Regions from separate parts of the Homo sapiens genome. Here region 2 is linked to region 1. The links are chromatin loops, found by intact Hi-C in ENCODE. Cell type or tissue: psoas muscle. All regions are shown on one strand.

Region 1 (8,000 bases):
TAAGGTATAATCTGCTTACTTTTTAAAAAATTACTTTAAATCAAATCTAACATAATGTAAAGGCCATAACTATTTGCACAGGTATTATTTTGAATCCCAAGGTATTTTTTTCCCCCCAGTAGGGAACTAAAACTTTCCTTTTTGTTATTTGAAATAGGATCTTTTTTTTCCAATGAAGAAATATATATATATATATATTTTTTTTTTTCCTTTTTCTTTTTTTTTTTGTGAGACAGAGTCTTGTTCTGTCACCCAGGCTGGAGTGCAATGGTGCAATCTCAGCTCACTACAACCTCTGCCTCGCTAGTTCAAGTGATTCTCCTGCCTCAGCCTTTTGAGTAGCTGGGATTACAGGCGCATGCCACCAGGCCCAGCTAATTTTTGTATTTTTAGTAGAGGTGGGGTTTCACCATGTTGGTCAGGCTGGTCTCGAACCCCTGACCTTGTGATCTGCCCCCTCTCAGCCTCCCAAAGTGCTGGGATTACAGGCGTGAGCCACCACACCTGGCCCCCAATGAAGAAATATATTTAACAGTTGCCTTTTAGGCATATTAAGACCTTTTCCTTCTGAAGACCTATCAGAAATATTTTATGTTAGCAGGGTGACTATTGTACAGTAGAGACATAACCTTGATCATTATTTTCATGTGCCAGCTAAGGAAAAATGTATCCAACTTAGTAGTAAGTCATAGGTCTTCATTCTTTTCTTTCCCATCAGTGAGATTTTATGAGGGTGTGGTGGAACTTTCTCTTACGGCTGCAGAGAAAAAAGATCCTCAAGGTCTTGGGCTTCATTTCTATAAACATGGAGAACCAGAAGAAGACATAGTTGGACTTCAGGCCTTCCAAGAAAGGTGCATTCCATTACGTTAGCAGATTGTCATCTTTATGGATACAGACTTTTCTTTGCATAATGTTTTTTGTTTTTTGTTTTATGTTTTTTTTTTTTTTTTGAGACAGAGTCTTGCTCTGTCACCTGGGCTGGAGTGCAGTCGTGTGATCTTGGCTCACTGCAATCTCTGCCTCCCAGGTTCAAGCTATTCTCGTGCCTCAGCCTCCCATGTAGCTGGGATTACAGGTGCACACCACCACGCCTGGCTAATTTTTGTATTTTTAGTAGAGACAGGGTTTCACCATTTTGGCCAGGCTGGTCTTGAATTCCTAACCTCAAGTGATCCACCCACCTCAGTCTTGCAAAGTGCTAGGATTATAGCCATCAGCCACCGTGTCTGGCCTCTTTGTGTAAAGGTCGACCACCCAAAGTGCTGGGATTACAGGCATGAGCCACCATGTCCAGTAGGATTTCATTTTAAAGGATAATTTTTAAGTATTCCCAAATTTGTTGAGACTGTTAAAAAGGAAATGTGTGTCCTTAAAAGAAATATAGGCCAGGCACAGTGGCTCACGCCTGTAATCCCAGCACTTTGGGAGGCTGAGGTGGGCAGATCATGAGGTCAGGAGTTCGAGACCAGCCTGGCCATCATAGTGAAACCCTGTCTCTACTAAAATACAAAAATTAGCCAGGCGTGGTGGTGCACACCCGTAATCCCAGCAACTTGGGAGGCTGAGGCAGGAGAATTGCTTTAACCCGGGAGGCAGAGGCTGCAGTGAGCTGAGATTGCACCACAGAACTCCAGCCTGGGCGTCAGAGCAGGGCTCCGTCTCGGAACAAAGAAGAAATATATAACCTTTCTATAACATATATATATGGAGGGTGTTTTGTTTTGTTTTTGTTTTTGTTTTTGAGACAAAGCTTCACTCTGTCTCCTGGGCTGGAGTCAGTGGCACCATCATAGCTCACTGTACTCTTGACCTTTTGGGCTCAAGTGATCCAGTGATCCTCCTACCTCAGCCTCCTGAGTAGCTGGGACTACAGGCACATGTCACCACACTCGGCTAATTTTTTTTTTCTCTTTAATTTCTGTAGAGACAGGGCCTCACTATATTGCCCAGGCTGGTCTTTAACTCCTGGGCTCAAGCAATCCTTTCTTCTCAGCCTCCCAAAGTGCTGAGATTAGAGGTGTCAGCCACCACATCTGGCGAAAACATATTTTTTTATTACTATATTTAATGACTTTACCCTTTTAATGTTTAACCAAACACTTCTCAAACTTATTGAAAAAGTATATGGTTTGTATTATTTTAAATGCCAAATATGTACATCTATTCTGCCAAATAGTCTTGAAATCCTTGTATATACTTAGGTAAGGTAAATCAATGGCTTTCTTTTTTGTTATTTGTTTTGTTTTGTTTTTGGGGGGTTTTGTTTTTTGTTTTTGAGACAGGGCCTCATTCTGTTGCCTGAGCTGGAGTGCAGTGGCATGATAATAGCTCACTTGCAGCCTTGAATTCCTAGGCTCAAGCGATCCTCCTGCCTCTGCCTCCCAAGTAGCTGGGATTACAGGTGCACACCGCCACGCCTGGTTAATTTTTTGTTTCGTTTTGTTTTGTTTTTTGTTCGTTTGTTTTTTGAGACAGGGTCTTGCTGTCACCCAGGATGGAGTGCAGTGGCATGATCTCAGCTCACCTCAACCTCTGCCTCCCAGGTTCAAGCAATTCTTGTGCCTCACTCACCTGAATAGCTGGCACTACAGGCATGCACCACCAAGCCCGGCTAATTTTTGTATTTTTGTCAGATACGGGGTTTCACCAGGTTGGCCAGGCTGGTCTCAAATTCGTGACCTCTGGCAGTCCCCCTGCCTTCGTCTCCCAGAGTGCTGGGATTACAGGTGTGAGGCACTGTGCCCAGCCAATTTTTTTGTATTTTTTGTAGAGACGTGGTCCCGCTCTGTTGCCCTGGCTAGTCTTGAACTCCCAGCCTCAAGCCGTCCTCCTACCTTGACTTCCCTATGGCTGGCATTACAGGCGTGAGTCACCACACTTACCATCATTTGCTTTCTAGTTAAATAATGTAATTGTTCCTTTTCCATTTTCTTTCAGATTAAACAGTTACAAATGCATTACAGACACACTTCAAGAACTGGTAAATCAAAGTAAGGCCGCTCCTCAGTCTCCCAGTGTACCCAAAAAACCTGGTCCTCCAGTGTTGTCATCTGATCCAAATATGCTGAGTAATGAAGAAGCAGGACATCATGTAAGGGACATAGTATATTTTCATTCTGAGAATACACTGTTTAGAAGTTCTCCATGGTAATGGTAGCACAGTCATCTTGGGGAAAGGTGGTAGTTCTTAGAAGTTATCATGTAAGGATTCTTGATTTCTTACTGGAGTTTATAGGGCTAAAGGGTTGTGATGCCCAGAAACAGAGCCTTTAACTGCTAATTTTTACTATTTTCTTTATTTTAGTTTGAACAAATGCTTAAATTGTCACAGCGATCCAAGGATGAGCTCTTTAGTATTGCCCTTTATAATTGGCTAATACAAGTCGACCTTGCAGATAAGCTGCTACAGGTAAATCTTTTTTTATTGCAGTTGTGTTAATTATTCTTAAGGAGCATAACTCAATGATTTAAGCACATATATAGATGTAAAAAATTCAGTTTCTCATCCCATGCCTGCTATTAGATGTTAGTATAAAGCTGAGTAATGCAGTATCTTTTCCTAAGGGGCAAAGTAGGCTACTGCTCCAATTTTCTTGTTAATTCGAAGCTGATTGGGATAGTTTGTATTGCGGGGTAGAAATCACTGGATTATGAATATGAGTCCTGTAGGTCATCTTATCTTAACTCTGCTGTTAAGTCACTGTGACTTCAGATATGTCCTTTTACCTACCCTAAGTTTCAGTGTTCCTCAATCTGTTTAATGAATACATAGCATTTGATAATTTCAATAATGCCTTTGAGCTCAATGTCTAGGAATCAATAGCTGTGTTATCAAAGTTTATTTAAAAATTTGTAATTTTATAGTAAATTTCCCTTTTTTTTTTTTTTTTTTTTTTTTGAGATGGAGTCTGGCTCTGTTGCCCAGGCTGGAGTGCAGTGGCATGATCTCAGCTCACTGCAACCTCCGCCTCCCGGGTTCCAGCAATCCTCCTGCTTCAGCCTCCCAAGTAGCTGGGATTACAGGCACCCGCCACCACGCACAGCTAATTTTTATATCTTTTTAGTAGAGACGGGGTTTTACCATGTTGGCCAGGCTGGTCTCAAACTCCTGAGCTCAGGTGATCTGCCCACCTCAGCTTCCCGAAGTGCTGGGATTACAGGCATGAACCACTGTGCCCGGCCAAATTTCCTTTTCTTTTTTGAGGCAGGGTCTCAATCTGTAGCTTAGGCTGAAGTGCAGTGCAATGGCACGATAATGGCTCACTGTAGCCTTGACCTCCCTAGGCTCAGGTGATCCTCACACCTAACCCTCCTGAGTAACTAGAACTATAGGCCCGCACCACCACACCCAGCTAATTTTTTTGTAGAGACGAGGTTTTGCCATATATTGCCCAGGCTGGTCTCAAACTCCTGAGCTCACATGATCTGCCCACCTCGGCCTCCCAAAGTGCGAGGATTACAGACATGAGTCGCCATGCCCAGCCTACTAAATTATTGTTATCAACCTAATAGAATTGTTTTGGAAACTCTTATGCTAACTGTGGTAAAACAAAAATTGTTTATAATAAGAAAATTTGCCCTCTCTTTTATCTGTTAGTATTGGATTATAATTTTGCTTGTTTTCATAAAACAAGGCAAAGTTGTAGTTGACTTAAAAATACTATATTTTCCTTATCAGGAACATTATCTGTAGGTGGTTAGAAAATTTTTCTGAATAACTATATAATTTCTAGGTTGCTTCTCCATTTCTGGAGCCACATCTAGTCCGAATGGCCAAAGTTGATCAAAACAGAGTTCGTTATATGGATTTACTCTGGCGGTATTACGAGAAGAACAGAAGTTTCAGTAATGCTGCTCGTGTACTGTCCAGACTGGCTGACATGCATAGGTATGGCATAATATTCTTATTGTGAAGAATGATTCAAAACTGAGCTATATGTACTTACATTCAGTTTTCTTTAATTTTAGAAGAATCTAAGTTTTAATATACTGACCTAAATTTTTTAAATAGGATGTTACTTTTTAGTCATAAATGTATTTCTTTATGTGTTGTCTAAAATTGTGGATCTCTCTTATGAGAAATCTAAAATAGATTTTTTTTTAAATCTAATGATTTTTTTTCAAGTTTCAGATGGCTTTTTATGTGTGTTTGGTATGAAACAGTACATACTAATTGACGTATTTGTATCATCAATCCTTAAGAAATTGTGTAACTAAAAATAAGCGTTTTCCCTTCTAGCACAGAAATTTCACTTCAGCAGCGACTAGAGTACATTGCTCGAGCCATTCTTAGTGCCAAAAGTTCCACTGCCATTTCATCAATAGCTGCCGATGGTGAATTTCTTCATGAATTAGAAGAAAAAATGGAGGTAAGTGCTAAAGATCTTAAGCTGTGTCCACATTGAGTACTAGCCACATAGTTATTCCACATTCCATTCTTCCCTTGGTAAGTAATAGGTCTGAGAAGTCATTATTATTCTAGTTGCTTTTGTCTGTTTATATTTATTTTTATGTTTAGATATAAATCTTAAAGATTTTTAAGGATGCACTTGGGTCATAAAAACATTGCTATAATTTAGAAGTTTTCTCTTTGGCACTTCGAAAGGTTTTTCCCAGCTGGGTGCAGTGGCTCACGCCTGTAATCCCAGCACTTTGGGAGGCCGAGGCAGCCAGATCATGAGGTCAGAAGTTCGAGACCAGCCTGGCCAATATGGCGAAACCTTGTCTCTACTTAAAAAAATACAAGAATTAGCCGGGGGTGGTGGCACACACCTGTAGTCCCAGCTACTTGGGAGACTGAGGCAGGAGAATTGCTTGAACCCAGGAAGCGGAGGTTGCAGTGAGCTGAGATTGCACCACTGCATTCCAGCCTGGGAGACAGACTGAGACTCTGTCTCAAAAAATAATAATAATAAAAAATAAATGTTTTTCCCAACTGTTTCAACAGCAAGTGGATTACATCACATTCACCATTTATTTTGGAAGCAAATAAGTAGATGTATGAAGTAGAGTAGGCTAAAATTCCCTAACTAAGAGAATCAAAAACATACCATCGTCCAAATACAAAAGTTTGTTTCTTATTCACAAAAATCCAAGGTGAGTCTTCCTGATTGGCAGCTGGCTTTCCTCCGTGTGGTTGATTTAGGAACCCAAGTTCTATTTTCTGGCACTACCATTCCCTAGGGCCTCTGCTTTATCTTCAGCAGAGGGTGGAAGGAAAAGAAAGAACACATTCACTGTCTTAAAAACTATAGCCCTGACATGACACACTACTTCTACTCACATTCCTTTGAAGAGAACTTGGTTGTATGGCCATACCTCCCCTACAGAGGAGGCTGAGCTGTATAGTCTAACCATTTGGCTACAGTCTTGGAAGGTATAAGTATTGGGCAGCAAGGAGTCTGCCACAGTATACTTCCTGTGAAATCTATTATGTTTAGTTGATGTCTGTTATGATAATATTAGCCTATTATGATAGAAATCTTCATTTATACATTATTTTAGCAAACTTAAAGTCAGATAGTAGGATCCGTTCTTTCAAACGTATGTTGATTTATCATAAATAAATTAAGACATCCTGTTTTCTGCCCAAACTAGGTTGCTAGGATCCAACTTCAGATACAGGAGACACTACAAAGGCAGTATTCCCATCATTCTTCTGTACAGGATGCAGTTTCTCAGCTGGATTCTGAGCTGATGGACATAACTAAGGTAATAAAAAAGCAAGTGAAATTTTTATAGTAGTTACCTAATAATGAGAAATTTTTGTTTTTTATTTTGCTTTTTGTTTCATGGGGAAAATTACCTTATCTCCACAAATAAGATAAGGCATCTTTGGCAGCTTGTCACTGGGCTGACAGATCACCACTGCTTCATCTGACTCCTAGAAAAAGGCTAAGCTACTCTTTCCAGGCCAGTAGCTACAAAGAACCTATCATCCTCGCATGAGAGCTGTGTTAAAACCAGCTTATTTCCAGCCTGGGCAACATGGCAAAACCTCATCTTTACAAAAAAATAGCAAAAAAGGCCAGGCACTGTGGCTCACGCCTGTAATCCAACACTTTGGGAGGCTGAGGCGGGCAGATCACCTGAGGTCAGGAGTTTGAGACCAGCCTGGTCAACATGGGGAAACTCTGTCTCTACTAAAAATACAAAAATTAGCCAGGCGTGGTGGCATGCGCCTGTAATCCCAGCTACCTGGGAGGCTGAGGCAGGAGAATTGCTTGAACCCAGGAGGTGGGGGTTTCAGTGAGCCGAGATCATGGCACTGCAGTCTAGGAGCCTGGGCGACAGAGCAAGACTCCATCAAAAAAAAAAAAAAAAAATTAGCCAGGTGTGGTGGTGTGTGGTTGTAGTTCATCTACTCAGGAGTCTGAGGTGGGAGGATTGATTTAGCCCAGGAGGCCCAGGTTGTGGTGAGCCTCGATGGTGCTACTGCATTCCAGCCTGAGTGACAGAGTGAGACCCTGTCTCAAAAAGAAAAAAAAACTAAAAAACCAAAACCATCTTATTTATGGCCTCGCTTCTTGCCTTGGAAAAACTAACTTATCTTTGCTTAACTCTCTAAACCTCTTTCTCTCTCTGTAATTTTCTGAGCAGTTCCTTCCTCTTCATTTATTCTTAGACATAGTTCCAGGTACCCTGAAACACTTTGAGATTTGTCAGTATTCCTGTGATTCTTCAACCCATTGTTTATACAACACTAGTTCTAAAATACCATTGCAGGAGGTTTGTAGGGAAGGTGGGGATGGTTAATGGGTACAAAAACAAAATGAATAAGACCTATCTGATAGCACAATAGGGTGACTATAGTCAATAATAACTGTATATTTTAAAATAGAGAATGTAATTGGATTATTTGTAACTCAAAAGGATAACTGCTTGAGGAATAGACATTCTCCATGACATGCTTATTTCTCATTGCATGACTGTATCAGAACATCTCATGTACCCCATAAATACATACACCTACTGTGTACCCACAGAAATTTGAAAAA
Region 2 (8,000 bases), 130 kb after region 1:
ACAGCAGTTAGAAGAAGTAAGTCAATAAATAGTGGATATAATTATTCTTCTTTCATTTTGTATAGTGTTTAAATTATACATGTTTTTATTCATTGTTATTAAATATATCAAAGCAGGGCTAGCTCTTAAAAATGCACCATGGGTTGTAGAATATAGCCATGCTGTGTGGCATTTTTCTTTCCCTGAAATTCTAGTACAGTGTAGTAACCTGTCCAATAATTTCAGGCAATGAAGTTTTCACATCATAAACTGCTTTAGCAAATTTATTTAATCAAGAGTAGCAAATGTGTCCTTTATTTAAAAAGTATGGAAGTATGGCCAAGCATGGCAACTGATGCCTGTAATCCCAGCACTTTGGGAGGCTGAGGCGGGAGGATTGCTTGAGGCCAGGAGTTTTAGACCAGCCTGGTCAAGAGAACAAGACTCCATCTCTACAAAAAATTAAAAAATAGCCAGGCATGGTGGCATGCGCCTGTAGTAGTCTCAGCTACTTAGAAGGCTGAGGTGAGAGGATCATTTGACTCCAGGAGTTTGAGGCTGTAGTGAGCTGTAATGTGCTACTACATTCCAGCCTGGGCAACAGAGTGAGACCCTGTCTTTTAAAAAAAAAAATTAAAAAGTATAATTCAGCTGTAGTATACTTTTTATACATATATATACTTTTTGATATTATTTTTCTCAAAACTCTATACACTGAATTTCCAGGGGGAACATAGACATTTCCAATTATTGTAACAATTCTGTGTTTTTGTTTTTTTTTTTCGAGATGAGGGTCTTGCTCTTTTGCCCAAGCTGGAGTGCAGTGGCACGATCATGGCTCACTGCAGCCTGGAATTCCTGGAATAAAGTCATCCTCTTGCCTCAGCCTCCCAAGTAGCTGGGTCTTACTATAGGTGCACACCACTATGCCCAGCTAATTTAAAAAAAAAAAAACATTTTTTTGTAGAGACTGGGCCTTGCTATGTTGCTTAGGCTGGTCTTGAACTCCTAGCCTCAACCTCTCAAAGTGCTGAAATTACAGGTGTGAGCCACCGTGCCCTATCTGTTGTAACAATTCTTTTTTATTTTTATTTTTATTTTTATTTTTGAGACAGTCTTGCTCTGTTGCCCAGGCTGGAGTGCAGTGGTGTGATCTTGGCTAACTGCAGCTTCCACCTCCCAGGTTCAAGCAATTCTGCCTCAGCCTCCCAAGTAGCTGGGACTACAGGTATGCGCCACCATGCCTGACTAATTTTTTGTATTTTTTTATAGAGACAGAGTTTCACCATGTTGGCCAGGCTGATCTTGAGCTCCTGACCTCAAGTAGATCTGCCTGCCTTGTAACAATTCTTTCAAAAAAGATTCATTTTTCCTGGTTTTATAGTTGTTTTTACAGGGAAATGAATAATCATATAGTGTTAGGTGTATATAATTTACAGTGTGTTAGTCTACTGACACAATCTTGTCTTTGTAACTTAGCATGCTCAATAGCCCAGTGTGACAGAGTGGAGGCAATTCACACAGTATAAAGATTAGGTCAGAGCAGGACTGGGAGTACATTTTACTGTTTGATTTCTCACTTGCTTGTAGACTGTTGTTACTCTGGTTAAGTGGCTAATATGAGACTCAAAATACTCAAGACAGTAATACCTATTTGTTTTACCTGTTTTCTTTTTGGGTACTATTCATTTTAACAGGAGTTCACAGAAGAGGTTCAGTGTCAAAGGGAAGAACCACTGGAGACAATTATGGAGGAAAAATCGACTGAACAAAAAGGGTAAGGGGGAAAAAAGTATGACAGTGATTGTCACTGGTTACCTCAGTGAAGCTTTCAGCTTTTTTCCTTCATAATTTACAATACATGATTTAGGGTGGTATTGTGTTTCTAGTGAAACTGTAACTTCAGTTTATAGTTATGGTAAAATGATTTTTGGTAAATGTTATACTTCTATGTATTGATAGAGTGAAATAAATAATGATATCTAAAATGCCTTTTGTTCTCTCATCACTATCAGCCTTATCAAAATAAAGCTGTAAATAGGCCAAAGCTTATTTAGCTGCTAAGTAGGGAACCACTTTTCATACTTATTCCATTTTTATTGAATCAAATAAAGAATGATTATAAATTATTTTATGTATGTATAAAATCTTTCACTGTTGTGATGATTACTATACACTATTCATTAGGGCTATGATGTACACATACACTGCCGGCTAGCTTATTGCTTCAAGGAGAGCTGAAGGCAGTTTTCATGTGTTGCAGTTTGGACATGATTTCTAAATCTTTAGAATTTTAGAAGTTCTAAATTTTAGAATTCCCTTAGATCAGAAAGGCAACATGGCCAGGCGTGGTGGCTTATGCCTGTAATCCCAGCACTCTAGGAGGCCGAGGCGGGTGGATCATGAGGTCAAGAGATCAAGACCATCCTGGCTAACACGGTGAAACCCTGTCTCTACTAAAAATACAAAAAATTAACTGGGTGTGGTGGCGGGCGCTTGTAGTTACAGCTACTCGGGAGGCTGAGGCAGGAGAATGGCATGACCCGGGGAGGCGGAGCTTGCAGTGAGCCGAGATCAGGCCACTGCACTCCAGCCTGGGCAACAGAGCAAGACTCCATCTCAAAAAAAAAAAAAAGGCAACATAATTAGATTTTCTTTTTCTGTTCAGTATGCAAATTTTGTTAGTTTTTCTGTGGACAGTTAAAAAGAATGCATTTAATACTATGGGCCTTTACAAGTAATTTAGATACTTCTATTCATAAAAATGATTCCTTCGGAAAATTACCCAAGAAGAGAGAGAGAGAAGACAAACACTAATCTTTACAGTTTCTTTTTTCTTTTCTTTCTTTTCTTTTTTTGGAAACAGGGTCTTGCTGTGTTGCCCAGGTGTGCACCACCATGCCTAGCTAATTTTTTTGTATTTTTTTTAGAGATGGGATTCGCCATGTCACCCAGGCTGGTCTCGAACTCCTGAGCTCAGGTGATCTGCCTGCCTTGGCCTCCCACAGTGCTGGGATTACAGTCGTGAGCCATCGTGCCCAGCCTCTTTACAGTTTCAAATGTGACAATGGGCTCTAGGGTTCTGAGCATAGTGTCTCCCTCTTCTATAGGTGAAATTTGGGTCTTAACTAACCTCATGTCCCCTCATTTTGGGTTCTGTTGTTTTCATTGCTGAGCAGTCAGCCGTATTTAAGTGGTGTTTTAAGTCATCCAGACATATTTTTTTGCTTTTGCTTAGATCTGTTACTAATTGCTATGGAGACAAATGTAAACAGATTGTAATTATGAGCTAAACATTATAGAAGATTAGAGGATGTTTAGACTCTTAGATGGCTGAGCATAGATCACTCATACCTTAGATAATGCAAAGAATATCTTGCTTACTAATCACCTGTTAATTTTTATTGATAGTATGATCGAAGCCTTTTCACATCCTGGGCATACCACTCCTCAATCAATGCAAGTAGATACGAGTTCAGAAATTTCTAGGTAAGAAGTTTTGCCTACTATACCATTTAAAAATAGTTGTGTTTTACAAATCACAGAGTGAAAGTATGCCGACTGTACCATTTTTGAAACAATTGCTACATTTTGACTAAAAACTAAGAAAAATGAAAGCAACATAAAACATTGAAAGAGCAGCATAAGCACACAGATCTGACATCTTTCATTACTGAGTTTCCACTAGCGATTGTATTTTAAAGTTACACAGGAACTATGTTGAACAGTCTTTTCTGAAAAAAAGTAGTGATATATTATTGAAAGATGAAGTTGTTGCTCATTTTCAGCTTCTAACTGATTTCTTGTAGTGTTTGAAATGCTTTTAATTCTCTCACAGAACAGACTCATCCGGTTCTTTTGAACAGAGTGCTTAGTGTTTAGAAATCTTGCCGAAATAGGAAAATATAGCACAGCTTTACCTCAGAAAAAAATTTTCATAGTTAGAATCGATCTCCTTGAGACCTGTTGAAAGCAAAGCCCAATAAACTTGTTTTAAAATGGGCAGATCTGTTTGTGCAAGGAGACCTTCTTCACAAAATGTTGTTGCGTCTGCATGAGTCCTCATACCCAGATCCGGCCCTTTTGCTACACTCAGTTTAAAGAGCTTCTGAGACTGGCCTGGGCTGTGCACATCCAGCTGTACCTACAGCTCAGTTTACCCCTATACCTGCCCCTACTGTCCCAAGGCCTTCCTGAGTGCCAGTGACTTGTGCAAGCATGAATGCACCCACCCTGTGCCCAAGGGGACCTCTACAGCCCTGGAGCCCCTTGTGGCTTTACTAGGAATGCCTGAAGAGGGGTCAGCCTGAAACCCATTCCCCCTTCCATCACACTTCAGGAACCCAGTCGCCAGAGGGTGCCTCCTAAACCTTCTTTGGCTCCGCTTACTCTTTAGATTCCAGATCCCTGTCACTGGGCAACTAACTCCCTTGTCACCCAGCTAAGAAAGCTGGGGACAGTGGAGGCTGGCAGCAGCTGTGAGAAACATGATTCTCAAGGAGCAACACTCAAAGCTTTCACTTTGGCAGAAAAGGAAAAGATAGATCAGTTGTAATGCCTATTTTTTGTGAATTTGCCAAATAAAGTTTTTTTATTGGGTGTGTTAAGATGCTCGATAAAAGGCAAATATTATTGCCAAATGGGAATGAGTGTAAACCTAAATAAGTCTATATGAAATTTAATATGTTCTTTTCTTTTTTGGAAACAGTGATCTGTTTGAATCTGATAACTGCCTGCTCCCTTGCTTAGTTTATAAAATGTAGAAAACTTTGAGTATCTGCTATGTTTGAGGAGTCATCCCCCAACAGTCATTTTGTTTTTTTAAAAAAAAAACCTAAACACCTTGCTTTGATCCTTAATTTTTATTTGTAAATAAGCATTTTTTATTAGGGTTTATGGTACATTTAAACTCTGAGGTTTGCTTGGAAATGAAATGTTCACAGTACTATTGTTTCACATTTAATGATGATAAACAGTAGTTTTCTCTACTGATCCTAGAATTAAGTTTTTTAAACCCAGTTTTTCCGTAGTTTTCTTAACTCTATGCTGGATCATTAATTTTAGTCAAAAACATATTTCTAAGCCAAATTACAAATTGTGAAGTCTGTACAGCTAATCAGAATGATTCCACAGGTCTCAAATTCAGATGTCCACAGGGACCAGGCAAGTAAAATATATGTCAGCTCTTGGGTTTGCAACACCCTATGAAGGAGCCCATCACTGACTAGACAATCCCTTAATAAAGATGAAAATTGAGCTGATGACGAATGTGTCTGGGGGGCTGACGGGCACTAGAGAGAAAGGCTTTAGGGTTTAAATTTCTAGAAAACTACTAGAATAACCTTTAAATTGGAAGACAAAAGTGGGATCAAAATATTCTGATCATAGACATTCAATTTGTTTTTTGTCAATTTTAATGCATGTTTTTTATTTAAATGCTTTCCACGCAGTGCACAGATTTCTACATATAAAGAAAAATCTTCCTCAGTTCCACTTCTGATATCAAATGGAGTCAATGTTGCTTCACAACCACCTGCTCCAACACCTCAGAAGACCCAGAGAAATGAATTCACGGCTCAGTTACCAGATTGTTCGGAGTCCGTTAGGCAGATGCTGCAAGATGAAATGTTTAAATTAGTTCAGGTAAGCACATCTCTATATAAGTAAGTAAATCTACACATAGTGTACATGTAGGGTTTTAAAATATTAATAGATTTCCAGAAATTGACAAGGTAAAATTATATCACAAGCATTTCTCTGCTTTGGGTACTTTTCATTCAAATGTTTATAACTGGTTGGGCGCAGTGGCTCACGTTTGTAATCCCAGCACTTTGGGAGGTCAAGGTAGGAGGATTGCTTGAGGCCAGGAGTTTGAAACCAGCTTGGGCAACATAGTGAGACTCTGCTAGGAAACTCTACTAGGAAAAAAAAATTCTACTAGGAAAAAAAAGACCTCTAGGGCCCAGAGGTCTAGGCTAAGCTACCTACTTCTCACAATGACCTATTTTTACTGAGCTCTTTGGGATGCAGCTGCTCACAAAAGTGAGGTGGGGAGTAATCAAACCAGATTAGTGGGCTCCTACTCAAAAGTATCCAAGGTTTATTTTCCAGCTGACACTATCACATATTTCTTATCCATATTTCTTGTGCTTGAGTTGAAACTCTCAGCTGCATTTCAAATTACTGTTCACTTTGACTTTCATCATACCTGGCTATCCTTTTTTTCTGTTTACCAACAATGGTTAATTATTTACCTTTTTAGAAACATTAGTTTCCTTCAGATCTAAACCTCTGCTCATTTGTCCTACATTCACTTCCATATCCTTTTATGTGATGTAATATATACCATTTCCATATTGATGATTCTCGGCACTAATTTTCTTTTTAAAAATTTTTTTTATATTTTTATTTTTTGAGACGGAGTCTCACTCTGTTGCCCAGGCTGGAGTGCAGTGGCGCGATCTCGGCTCACTGCAACCTCTGCCTCCCAGGTTCAAGCGTCTTCTGCCTCAGCCTCCTGAGTAGCTGGGATTATAGGCATGTACCACCTTGCCTGGCTAATTTTTATATTTTTAGTAAAGATGGAGTTTCGCCATGTTGGCCAGGCTGGTCTCGAACTCCTGACCTCAGGTGATCTGCCTGCCTTGGCCTCCCAAAGTGCTAGGATTACAGGCGTGAGCCGCTGTGCCCAGCTGCACTAATTTTCTCTTTGAACTTAGGGGCCTTGATGAGAATAGTTGTTCAGCATGTCCCCCTGTCCCATGAAACTTACTGAAACTAATTTTATTCTTATTCTCCCTAGTCCCTTCTTTCCTTTTTCTGTTTAGTAGCACCACTGATTCTACCATCTTAATGTTTTAGAGACATCTCTCAAACTGTTAGATGGATTACTTGGGGACTTCACTGGTCACTGTCCTATATATTTAACACATTATCCAGATAATTCTGATGCACACAAAAGATTAAGAATCACTATCTTCAAAAGTCATCTTTGCCTTCTTTCACAACCCCTACCCAGTGTTTTACTATGCCCTCTTGAATTTTTTGCCCATACTATATGTCGGTAATAGCCACTTGCTATTTCTATAGCAGTGGCTAACCTTAGATTCTTAGTTTTGTTCTTCCATTGTCTTCTATATTCTAGGACACTTTCTTCAGGTATTATTTTAATAATATTAGTCACCTGTTTAAAAATCTTCAGTAAATTTCAGGAACAAATTTGTATAATATATGATATCAATCTTGTTTTAAAAATAGAAAGAAGCCAGCCTCTTTATATTTTTAAATTTTATAAGAGGTGGCTCATACCTGTAATCCTAGTGCTTTGGGTGGCTGAGGTAGGAGGATTGCTTGAGGCCAGGAGTTTGAGACCAGCCTGGACAACATAGCAAGACCTCATCTCTACAAAAACAAACAAACAAACAAAAACTCAAAAAGCAAACCATTATCCAGGCATGGTAGCACATGCCTATAGTCTCAGCTACTCGGCAGGCTGAGGTTGGAGGATGCTTTGAGCCCAGGAATTTGAAGTTACAGTGGTCTATGATCAGTCCACTGCACTCCAGCCTGGGTAGCAGGGTGAGACCTTGTCTTTTAGATAGAATAGATAGATAGAGAGAGAGAGAGAGAGAGAGAGAGAGAGAGAGAGAGAGTAAGCTAGAGAAAGGAAATATACTAAAATGTCAATGCTCATTATTTTTGAGGGTAGGATTATGAATGATATTTATTTTATTTTTAAAATTTCTGTTTTTTCCTGTGTGTATTTACTTTATAATTAAAAGAAAACTACATTTTTTAAAACCTGCACTATTTCCCTATTGGTTTGTTCTATCAAATGCAAATTCTTCTGTTGGCCTTCAAAAACTTCACTTTGAAGTCTTTACCTTCCCTCCTTTCCTGCCTTACTTTCACAAGTCTAGTGGTTCTCAAAGTATGATGCCTGGACGAGTAGTATCAGCATCACTTAGACTTTGGAAATACAAATTCTCAGATCCCTATCCTAGACCTGTTGAATCAGAAAC

The links. Hi-C counts contacts between places; a loop is a spot of excess contacts. Peaks named below come from ENCODE experiments on the same cell type or tissue, not always from the same donor. Only the 100,000 strongest peaks of a DNase experiment are listed, where the experiment ranks them.
Region 2: it touches region 1 in a loop (2.7-fold over the local background); 4 of 110 quality-filtered maps call a loop at or near these places.

What each region holds. Positions count from the first base shown.
Region 1 is chr5:37,300,151-37,308,150 of GRCh38, reverse strand. It overlaps NUP155 (nucleoporin 155), which reads left to right. Exons shown (of 35, transcript NM_153485.3): 25 at 719-854; 26 at 2,941-3,094; 27 at 3,308-3,412; 28 at 4,737-4,891; 29 at 5,243-5,372; 30 at 6,601-6,714. Among named protein-coding and RNA genes, the nearest start is that of CPLANE1, 55 kb to the right of the region's middle. In psoas muscle, no CTCF peak of the experiment used is centred here; no DNase peak of the experiment used is centred here.
Region 2 is chr5:37,171,377-37,179,376 of GRCh38, reverse strand. CPLANE1 (ciliogenesis and planar polarity effector complex subunit 1) reads left to right here. Exons shown (of 53, transcript NM_001384732.1): 29 at 1-16; 30 at 1,677-1,756; 31 at 3,391-3,468; 32 at 5,430-5,622. Among named protein-coding and RNA genes, the nearest start is that of CPLANE1-AS1, 74 kb to the left of the region's middle. In psoas muscle, no CTCF peak of the experiment used is centred here; no DNase peak of the experiment used is centred here.